Linked DNA regions of Homo sapiens: region 1 is linked to region 2. Evidence: chromatin contacts called from ENCODE Hi-C or POLR2A ChIA-PET data. All regions are on one chromosome and are shown on one strand. The core of a region is the stretch at or near the end of the contact, and the rest is flanking DNA. Distances in the headings are between cores, read along the strand shown. Region 1 has its middle 41 kb from the start of EML4. Region 2 has its middle 18 kb from the start of PKDCC.

Region 1 (4,860 bases), core at 1,723-4,222, 99 kb before region 2:
AGGAATATGTTGACCTCAAGCTGGCGGAAGAACCCTGAAAAGAATAAGAAAAGGAGAAATGAAGCCTACTATGGATTATTTTGGGAATCATCTAACTATGTGGCATGATTCCTATCTGAGTAACTCAGACTGTGAAAAATGTATTGCTGTGGATTATCCATATATTACAGATTAGCCTATTTGGGGAAGAGGGGTAGACATTGTGAACCCTTTTGAGTGGGAATATCATAAAAGAGGGTTCCATTAAAATGTAAGCACTGTGAGGGCTTGAATTTTTGTCATTTGTGTTTACTGCTCTATTCTAGCACCTAGAACAATGTGTCATTCCTGTGTCACCTCTTGTATCAGTTCCCTACTGCTGGTGTAACAAATTACCACAAATTTAGTGACTTAAAACCACACATTCATTATTGTCCTGATCTGGAGGTAGAAGACCTAAAATCCAGGTGTTGGCAGGGCTGCGTTCATTCCCGAGGCTTTGGGGGAGAAGGAGTTTTCTAGCCCTTTTCTGAAGGTTGCCTGCGTTCCTCGGTTCCCGCCTCACATCACTCTGACCTATGCTTCCATCCTCTCATTTTCTCTGATTCTGACTCTCCTGCCTCCTTCTGTCCCTCATGAGGATCCTTGTGATTACATCATGCTTACCTGGATAAGCCAGGATCATCTCTCCATCTCAAGGTCTTTAACTTAATCACACCTGCAAAGTCCATGTAAGGTAAGATATTCACAGGTTCCAGAATGTGGACATTTTTGGGGATCATTATTCTGCCTACTACACCCCTGAGGCCACCATCAGTGTCATGTCAAGGGAAGAGGGCAGCCCTGAGTCCTGGGGCAGGACCCACAGTGCTGTGAGCGGAGGTCCCAGCTGAGTGTGGAGTTTAGGGACAGGTAAGAGCAGAGGGACAGGCTGCTGTGTGGACTGGCTTTGGGAATAAGAAACTTACTCCCTGTGTGCAGATATACTGGAGGAAGGTGCTTTTCAGTGACAGAGGCAGAAGGATAGATTCTGCTGTTATGACTACAAGGGCTGTCCAAGCAGCAGACACTCAGATTACAGCTCTTTTCCGGTTTGGGTGTTAAGAATTTGAGACAATTTGAAAAGTGTAGTGCCTGCTTTATGGCAGATGTGCAACTCACTAAGAGCCATCTATTATTAATACCAGAGGGTGAGGGGCCAGGGAGGTTCCAGGGCCCCAGCTGTCTGGGGAGGCAGGTCACATGGCTCTATATCCCCAACCCTGGGGAAACAGGAAGAAGAACTGTCAAAAGGGAATAAGGTATGGGGCAGGTGTGCAGAGGTAGAGTTTCAAATGCTCTTTATCTTAACTTCTTCCCACGCAAGCTAGGAGGAAGCATCTGGCCGGTTCTTTAATGAAACTTGGAACTCACTGCTGCAGTCAAGAAGGAAATATTCCTGCGGTTTTTCTGTGAGGGAAGAAAGTAATAAATCTTTCTGTTGTTGAAGCAACACCTTTCAGTGGTGTAGCTCTGAGAGGGATATATTATTCTTAAAGTGTATGTGCTTGAGAGTTTGTTACCATCAGGCCATCGGGAAGCTTCACAAAGGTCCTGAAGGTCAGGAACAAAGCATAGGAACAGAATGCGTGGTTAGGAGCTGGTAGTCACAAACTCTGGAGCAGTCACAGATGATGCAGATTTAAGAAATCTACATTCCTTTTAGAACAGTTAGATTTTTGGGGTGAGTGCTGGCTCTGGAAAGCCCGTTTGTATCTCCCTGTGGATTTCCTGAGGAGCCCCTCCTCCAAAATGGGGCATTCCATAATTAGCGCCTGCTTAGATCAGTCATGTGTGGTAGAAGAAGAGGACAAGATCTCGTTTTTAAGGAGATCACTTATTCTGCAAAAATGTGTTGAATCCTTGCCATATGCCTGGCACTGTTCTAGGTGCAGGGGATACGGTAGCGACCAAAACACAAAACAAATAATAAATCTGTTTTATCTGGTTGTGATAAGGAGGATAGAGGCAAATAAGGCAGAATAAAGGGCTCAAGAGTAGCAGTGGGTGTGCTGTCTGACATAGTGTGGCCAGGGATGGCCCCCTTAAGAATGGGATACTTGTGCAGAGACCTGAAAGAAGCAGAAAAGGCTGAGGGGCAAGTCAAACAGACATCTACAGAGTGCTCCAGGCAGAGGGAACATCCACCAAAGCATATGCAACAGCTCAGTTTTAGTGAGTGCTCTGTGCAGTGCTGGCCCAGATCTCAACATCCGTTCCTCTTGTTAGGCATAGCCCTCACCCACACTGCAGCTCCTGGCAACTCCTTGGTGTAATACATCCCAGTCCCTGGCATAATCTTGCATAAAGTGATGAGAACCTGGAGGAGGGCAACAGCAAGAAGGCATAAGAGTTTTTGAAGGGAAAATCAACAGCATGTTGTGACTATATATGGGGGCTGACTTGGGTTTTGCATCTAGGAGCCTGGGGTTAGAATGTCCAGCCATAAGGTAGCAGCCCAAAGCCTGTGTGGCATCTTTGTGACTCAGGATGGATTTATCAGTCTGTCCTTGAGGCAAAGGCTCACTCCAAATTCCATGTTTGTGTAGTCCCCACCTTTATTCGGTAAGTCGACCCAATGTAGCTGCTGTGCCTAAATCTCCTGAGCTTTCATGTATAAAGGACAGAGAAGACAAAGTTAGAGTGCACAGCAAACAGAAATGTTTATACTGAGATTGCTTTTGTGTGAAGCAGCATTTTCCCTCTGCTCCATTCACAGACAAGCCTGATTAGTGGAAATGTACATTGGATTTTTCAAAAACTTTTTTGCTGAATGGTTTCTACTTTCAAGGTACTATCTTCCCGAGAAGTGTGTTTCTATCTTGACAATATAACTTCAAATGATAGGTGTAAAGTGGTTTTTTTGAAAAAAAAAGGTGGTTTGCAAATGAGGAAGTAATGCTCTTTTAATACCTTGACTACTCAGGGGGGATGGAGCAAAGTCAGGCTCTGACATGCCTCTTGTTTCAAGTTCTGAAGGCTCTTGGACTGCAGCCTTTCCACAGCTTACCTCGAGTTGGCTAAGCACCTTTCCTCATGAGTAAAATGCAAATAGCAAGGTTGTTAGGGCCCGGGCATTTCTTTCTTTCTCCTGGGGAGTTTGTGAATTTCTAGGGTGTTTCTTTGCTGAGCTGAGATTTTATGAAATAAACAGTGTAAAGAGTCTTACTGTAATGGCTCCCACTAATACTAAATGCTAAATAGATACCAATAGATACCAAATAAATAAATACTAGTGTCTACAGAGCTTATGTTAAAAACGAAAGTCCTGGCTGGGTTCGGTGGTTCATGCCTGTAATCCCAGCGCTTTGGGAGGCCGAGGTGGGCAGATCGCCTGAGGTCAGGAGTTTGAGACCAGCCTGGCCAACATAGTGAAACCCCATCTCTTCTAAAAATACAGAAAATTAGCCGGGCATGGTGGCAGGTGCCTGTAATCCCAGCTACTCAGGAGGCAGAGGCAGGAGGATCGCTTTAACCCCGGCGGCAGAGTTTGCAGTGAGCCAAGATTGCGCCATTGCACTCCAGCCTGGGCAACAAGAATGAAACTCCATCTCAAAAAAAAAAAAAAAAAAAGGAAAGTCCTTATTAGTTAGAGATGCATGCTGAAGTATGTATTAGTGAAGTGATGCTGTGTCTGGGATTTGCTTTTTAAAATTCCAGCAAAAAAAAAAAAAAAAAAAAAAAAGAATAGTTGTGGGGGTGAGGGGCAATAGATGAAACAAGATTGGTGTATGTTGAGATTATCCAAGCTGGATGGTGGGTACATGGGGGTTCATTTTTACGTTTCTCTCATTTTGTGTGTGTTTGAAAATTTTCATGACAAAAACTTAAAAGAGAGAGAGAGAGAAAAAAAATGTCAATGTCTGATGCACTCTTTTCCCTCTTGACTCTGTTGTTACATAATAAACAGGGATCCTAATGTGGGGAATTTGATTATGGGAGTTTTTGCAGTATGACTTCAACGAAGAGAAAAGTTTGATGGATTATTTCTGGAGAGCGGAGTAGTCAAGGTTTCCAAGAAAAGTGATGTTGAAATGAATAATGAAGATTCCCTGCTCAGTGATGCAGCCCTTTCAGGCTCTTGACAAATGTTCTGGGAAATTGTGGAAGTGATCATTGTCACCTATGCAGCTCAGCACTGATTTGTGCAACATAGGAAAGACCCGCATACCCCAGCAGTTTCACTCAGTCCCTCGAGGACTTCAGTGAAATCTACTTGTACCTGGTGCCCAGTGTGGCAATTGCAGGTCAGTCCTGCATCCTGGCCATCTGGACGTGGTATTCTTAAAAGCCTCAGTGTTTTCCAGCCGGGACACCATTGAGGGAGGTGTATGCAGTGCAATCAGGCAGCTTGCAGCCAGTCTTTGGCAGTCTCACTAAGCCCAATCAGAAGGGCTGGAATGCAACACGGGAAGTTCTTCTTAGCCCCAGTCGCTAGGTCTGTAGGGTGGGGTGGAAATTGGCTTCTGGGTGACCACACCCAGCTCCCTATCCACTCTGCCCAGAGACTTTACATCCTCAACAGCTGCTGTCTGTGTTTGGCTTTCAACTCCTCTGCCTTGACCCAGCTCCCAGAGACCAGTTTACAGGAGACAACTGTGACACTAGCGTTCCGATCATATCTGACCTCAGCCCCCTCCTCATGGCCCCTCCTGCCACACACATTGTATGCCTTCATTTCCTTTCTAAGACAAGATTTATCTCAGAAAGTGGATCTTTGGTTAGCTCATGGCTTTGCTCTTGAGTTTCTTGAAACTTATTCCAAAAGCTCGTCACTTAAAATACAGGAAAAAATTGGCTAATTTTCTTTTAATGGGCTTCAGTAGAATAAAGAATAAGACG
Region 2 (4,582 bases), core at 1,889-4,388:
AGATGTGTTCTCTTCCTCCAACTTACACCAGCTACAGACTGATCCTCTAACCTAGCCCCAGACTGATTCCCACCCTGATGATCAATTGGGTCTCATCTCTGACCACATCCTGAGACCTAAGTGGACACAGATGGTGCCCTACCTGTAGTCATAATCTGAGACTCAACAAAGAGCATAACATTTGTCTTTGGTCTAACAAATCCTTTCACAAATTTGACTCATTGATCATAAAGGAGGTGGGAAGAGTTTTTGGCTCAGCTCCACTGCTGAAACTCTTCAGAGCACACATCATCCATCTATCCAGCCAGCCAGCCATCCCATATATTGAGCACCTATTCTTTGCCATGCTGTGGTAAGCAAGGCTAAGGTGCTGTCCCCAGGTACCTTAGTGTCAGAATAATAGCATGTGCTTTGGCATTTTACAATCCTGTGTTCAAGGTTCCCTTCTTTGATTTACTAGCTGGGTCACTGTGGACAAGTTACTTGATCTTTCTCAGTCTCAACTTCCTCATGGGTAAATTGGGTATAATAATATGAATGACCTCTAGGATGTTAAAAGGATTAAATGAGGTCATCTCTCAAGGGCTAACAAGTGCCTGGCACATAGAACATGCTCAGTAGATAATAATGATCATTCATTTAGTTATTCATTCTGGTAGGGATAAAGATATAAACACCTACAATTACAGAACAGCATGATAAAAGCTGCGCTGGTTACATGTACCAGATGAAGGGGGAAACTGGAAAGAGACTCTGGGTCTTCTGGAGACTGAATGGGGAACCCAGAAAGAGACTCTGGGTCTGCTGGGGACTGAAAGGGGAACCCAGAAAGAGACTCTGGGTCTTCTGGGGACTGAAGGGGGAACCCAGAAATAGGCTCTGGGTCTGCTGGGCACTGGGGAAGTCTGGAAGGCTCTGGAGATGGGGAGGGAGGCAGCCCAGGGACAGAGGCTTGAGGGAGTAGGAGCTTGCTTGGCTGATCAGACTCACTGGGTCCAGGAGGAGGAAATAAGCATGTTCCACTGAGGCCAAGAATGGCATCCCCCTGCAGACTAAAGACAGTGTATTTTGAAGACCCCAGAGAGGCCCTATTCCCATGACACACTTAATCAGCACATGCCACTAACTGATGAAGGCGGGTAACATTTTGAGCATCCCTGGGTCTCAAAGGGCATTTGATGATGGTGATGGATGGTGATTGCGGTGAAGCAATGGCATGATTAGGAAACGATGGCTGAGGGCTTTGGGCTGCACATCTTCCCTTTGCTCTGACCTTGCCTTCTCCTCTCCTTTTCTTTCCTGATCTCCCCCCTGCCTGCCTTTCTTCGCTCTCCTTTGTCTCTGTGGAGCGCAGAGGGGCACCGTTGTCCTCGCTGCTTGATTCCCTTTTCCCCCCAAGGCCCCTCTGGTCTGGGGTCTGCGGGGCTTTTCTGCACACGTGATCCCAATGGCGTGGGGCATGGCCATCCTGCTGTGGCCTGCTTGCTCCCCTGATTATTTCTCCTTAATTGAGCGTAAAGAATGTGAGGAATGTGGAGTAGACTGCCTGAGGAGGGCTGCTGCAGCCGACCCCCTCGGGGATCAGGGGATCCGGATTCTGGGCCCTGGGATGGGAGAACTGCAGATGGCCCGCTGAGCCCCACATCGTGTGCGTGTCCATTTCTGGCGCCCCAGCCCTTCCCCACGAGGGTGGCCTGCTTCTCCAGACTTGATTTGGTCCGTTCTCTGCTCTGGGGCTTGCTTCTCCCTGCTTTCTGCCACAGAGAATTTCACTTCTTTGTAAAACTGGCCATAGTCTCTTCTCTTCCTGGAAGCCTTCCTTTGTTTAAACCCATCTGACATGAATAATCCTTCTAAATCTATAATTCCAGGTGGAAGTCTAAAAGCGATTCCTTCTTCTCTTAAGATAAAGGAGGAAGCAATGTTTCTGGCTGCCCTTTGACCTTGCTGGGCTGCTGAAATCCTGTTCCCTGGGCTGTGAGAAGGTGTGAGAGCTGGGGTGAACCCAGATGCTGGCTTGTCAGGAAGGCAGCCAGGGGAGTCTCAGCTGAGCACTGTGACTGCATGTGTGCCTCCTCTTTCCTCTGCCCACTCAGCGAATGTCAGGTCCAGCCCTCCTGTCTCCTCAGGTGGGAGGAGAAAGTGTAGGTTGAGGGCTCAGACCTGGGTTCCTATCCTGGCCCTGTCATCTATCAACTCTGTAACCTCAGGTAAATTTTTTACTCTCTCTCAGGTGGTTTCCTCACGTTCAAGATGTTGGTGGTATTTTCTCACTTGTAGGGTTGTAGAGATGAAATTAAATGTGCTAAAGTATATAAAGACTGGGCATAGTAGCTCACGCCTGTAATCCCAGCACTTTGGGAGGTTGAAGCGGGAGCATAGCTTGAGCTCAGGAGTTTGAGACTAGCCTGGGCAACATGGCGAAACCTCATCTCTTAAAAAAAAAAAAAAAGCTGGATTTGATGGCATGTGCTTGTGATTCCAGTTACTCAGGAGGCTGCAGTAAGCAGTGATCATGCCACTGCACTTTAGCCTGGGTGACAACATAAGACTCTGTCTCTGTCTCTCTTTCTCTCTCTCTCTCTGTATATATATATGAAGCACCTAGCAGACAAGTATTTGTTTGGTTCATTGGAGATGACTGGAAGAAGAGGATTACTTTTTCTAAAAGAGGTCATTGCAGAAAGCCTTCTCTAGGGATCCCCACGAAGAGACAGGGTCTTGCTGAAAAACCCAGTCCTAGGCCGTCCACTCAGAGGCAGGTTGATCTGAGAGCTGCACTCTGCGAGCGAATAGGTCTATGTAGCATGCAGACAAGAAGTGTGTTAGTTGGGGGACTTGGCAAGCTCAGCACTGTGGCTGTGGCTCCTTAGCGGAGGACAGGGACAGCTGTCTTCTTCCACCTCCCCTCTCCTGAGGCCTGACCATAGGAAATGACTGATTCTGCAATAGGAGGGGTTCAGGCTATATTTAAAGAAGAACTTCCTGCCCAGGAAAGATGTTCTATGTTGAGATAGCTAATCCTCCCAAAATAGCAGAGTGTGGGCTGCTCACCTCATTTTCACAAACAGGACCCAGATGGGGGCTGGGCAGGATGCAGGCCAAGCTTACCCAGAGGCAGGGGCTGGGCCAGGCTCCCTGGCTTCTTCCCATCACAGGCTCTGTTGGCTACGTTCAGCCTCCTGCCTCCTCTGCTCCCTGATAGGTGACTCCTTGGGGAAGCTCTGTCTGAGCGTGACAAATCTGAGAATGCACTGATTATATTCTACAACTTCCGGAAAGTTCCTGCTGTTAGCGATTTGCAAGCTTCTCCTGAGATGAAAATTCAAAACAAAGTAGAAAGTAAATGGGCCTCGTGTGCAATGGTGTAGGGAGCTTTATCAATGGGGGTGTTTATGTGCAGGAGCTGGTGAGCAGGGCTGTGGGACCCTTCATCTTTATGGTGCCTGGAATGCTGGGTATTAGCGAGGCTTAGGACAGAGGCTGACCTGCCAGGCCGAAACTGACATTTCCCTCCATTTTCCAGAGATGGAGGCAGTTGTTGCTGCCCTCCCTTCCGTGGCAGGAAGTGGCCAAAGAGGCTGCCTTGGCCACCAGTGGAGAAGGGTCCTAATGAAGTTGAGGTCAGGATGGGCAGCAGGAGTTGGAGGAGAGATTAGAACGGGGTAATGAAGCTCGGGTGGATGAGGGTGGAATATCTATTTGCAGCAATCTATTTTCCCCAGGAACAGGCTGAGCATTTTTATGAAGTCAGACACAAGACCCCTCTCTTTCCCAGAGCTGTGTTCTTCCTGGAGCCCCGAAACAGCTCTGTCCCCTCCAGCTCCCATCCCCACCCCCATCTGGGTTTACATTCCTGTTCATAGTCACAGCAGCCCTGGCGGCGACCATGGCTGAGCCACATCTGGGGTGCTGATGGCCACATCTGCATCCACCCCTCTGGGAGCTGGTTACTTCTATTCTTTTATCTGCATCTGTGGAATCGGGAGGGGATCTGGGCATGGTGGGTTCCCAGCCCTAAGAGCTGTCAATTTCTACAGGAGGGCTTGGGAAGACTCCATGTCACAGGCCACCATCTCTTTGCAGACATGGATTCCTGGCTCTTAAGTTTCAGACAAAGACAACCAGGGAGCCATTCCATGAGAGCCCCTGCATCTCCCTCTTCAGGTCTTCTCCCTCCTCTAGGTCTACTCTGCTTCGCCCACTCACCTCTCTCCTCCAGGAGCCAATTATACTTATTATTATTACTGACTCCACTTTATGGGTCCCAAATGACAAATGAGGATGAGGGCAGAAGAAAAGGAATGCTCAGGTTGGATATGAGAGGGAGATGAATGTGGGAGGTAGGAGGAGGAAGAACAAGATGGGATTGGACGCAGGTGGATTCAGGAGGTAAACCCAGGCTGTCTTGGGGTCCCCAGCCTGGTTTGGGAGAGGCTGTAAGTCATGCCAACATGCAACACATGGGCCAAGGGTTGTGTGGGCAAGAAGTCCAGTGCTTGCAGGCCGGTCTCCAGTATCCATGAGGGACTTCTGTTGGCTTTTAAGCCAGAGCGCTTCGGGCCATAGGCTAGGTCCCTCT

What was found. A loop is a pair of places that touch in the nucleus more often than their neighbours do. ChIA-PET counts read pairs that join two places held with the same protein, here RNA polymerase II (POLR2A). Pooled maps may share reads with other maps.
Region 1: a loop to region 2 is called in a pooled map, with 2.4 times the contacts of the local background. The contact joins two enhancer-like sites. A Hi-C loop is called at or near these places in 2 of 50 pooled maps. POLR2A ChIA-PET finds 5 or more read pairs at or near these places in 3 of 52 experiments (A673, H1 and naive thymus-derived CD8-positive, alpha-beta T cell).

The regions. Positions count from the first base shown.
Region 1 is chr2:42,125,648-42,130,507 of GRCh38, reverse strand. No RefSeq gene overlaps it. Among named protein-coding and RNA genes, the nearest start is that of EML4, 41 kb to the left of the region's middle. RefSeq lists an enhancer at 2,648-2,857. Within about 2 kb of position 2,972, at least 10 of the 41 ENCODE cell types and tissues checked have a DNase peak (open chromatin) inside an H3K27ac peak, as active enhancers do.
Region 2 is chr2:42,027,312-42,031,893 of GRCh38, reverse strand. No RefSeq gene overlaps it. Among named protein-coding and RNA genes, the nearest start is that of PKDCC, 18 kb to the left of the region's middle. RefSeq lists a silencer at 2,023-2,122 and enhancers at 2,543-2,732, 2,753-3,042, 3,063-3,362. Within about 2 kb of position 3,138, at least 8 of the 41 ENCODE cell types and tissues checked have a DNase peak (open chromatin) inside an H3K27ac peak, as active enhancers do.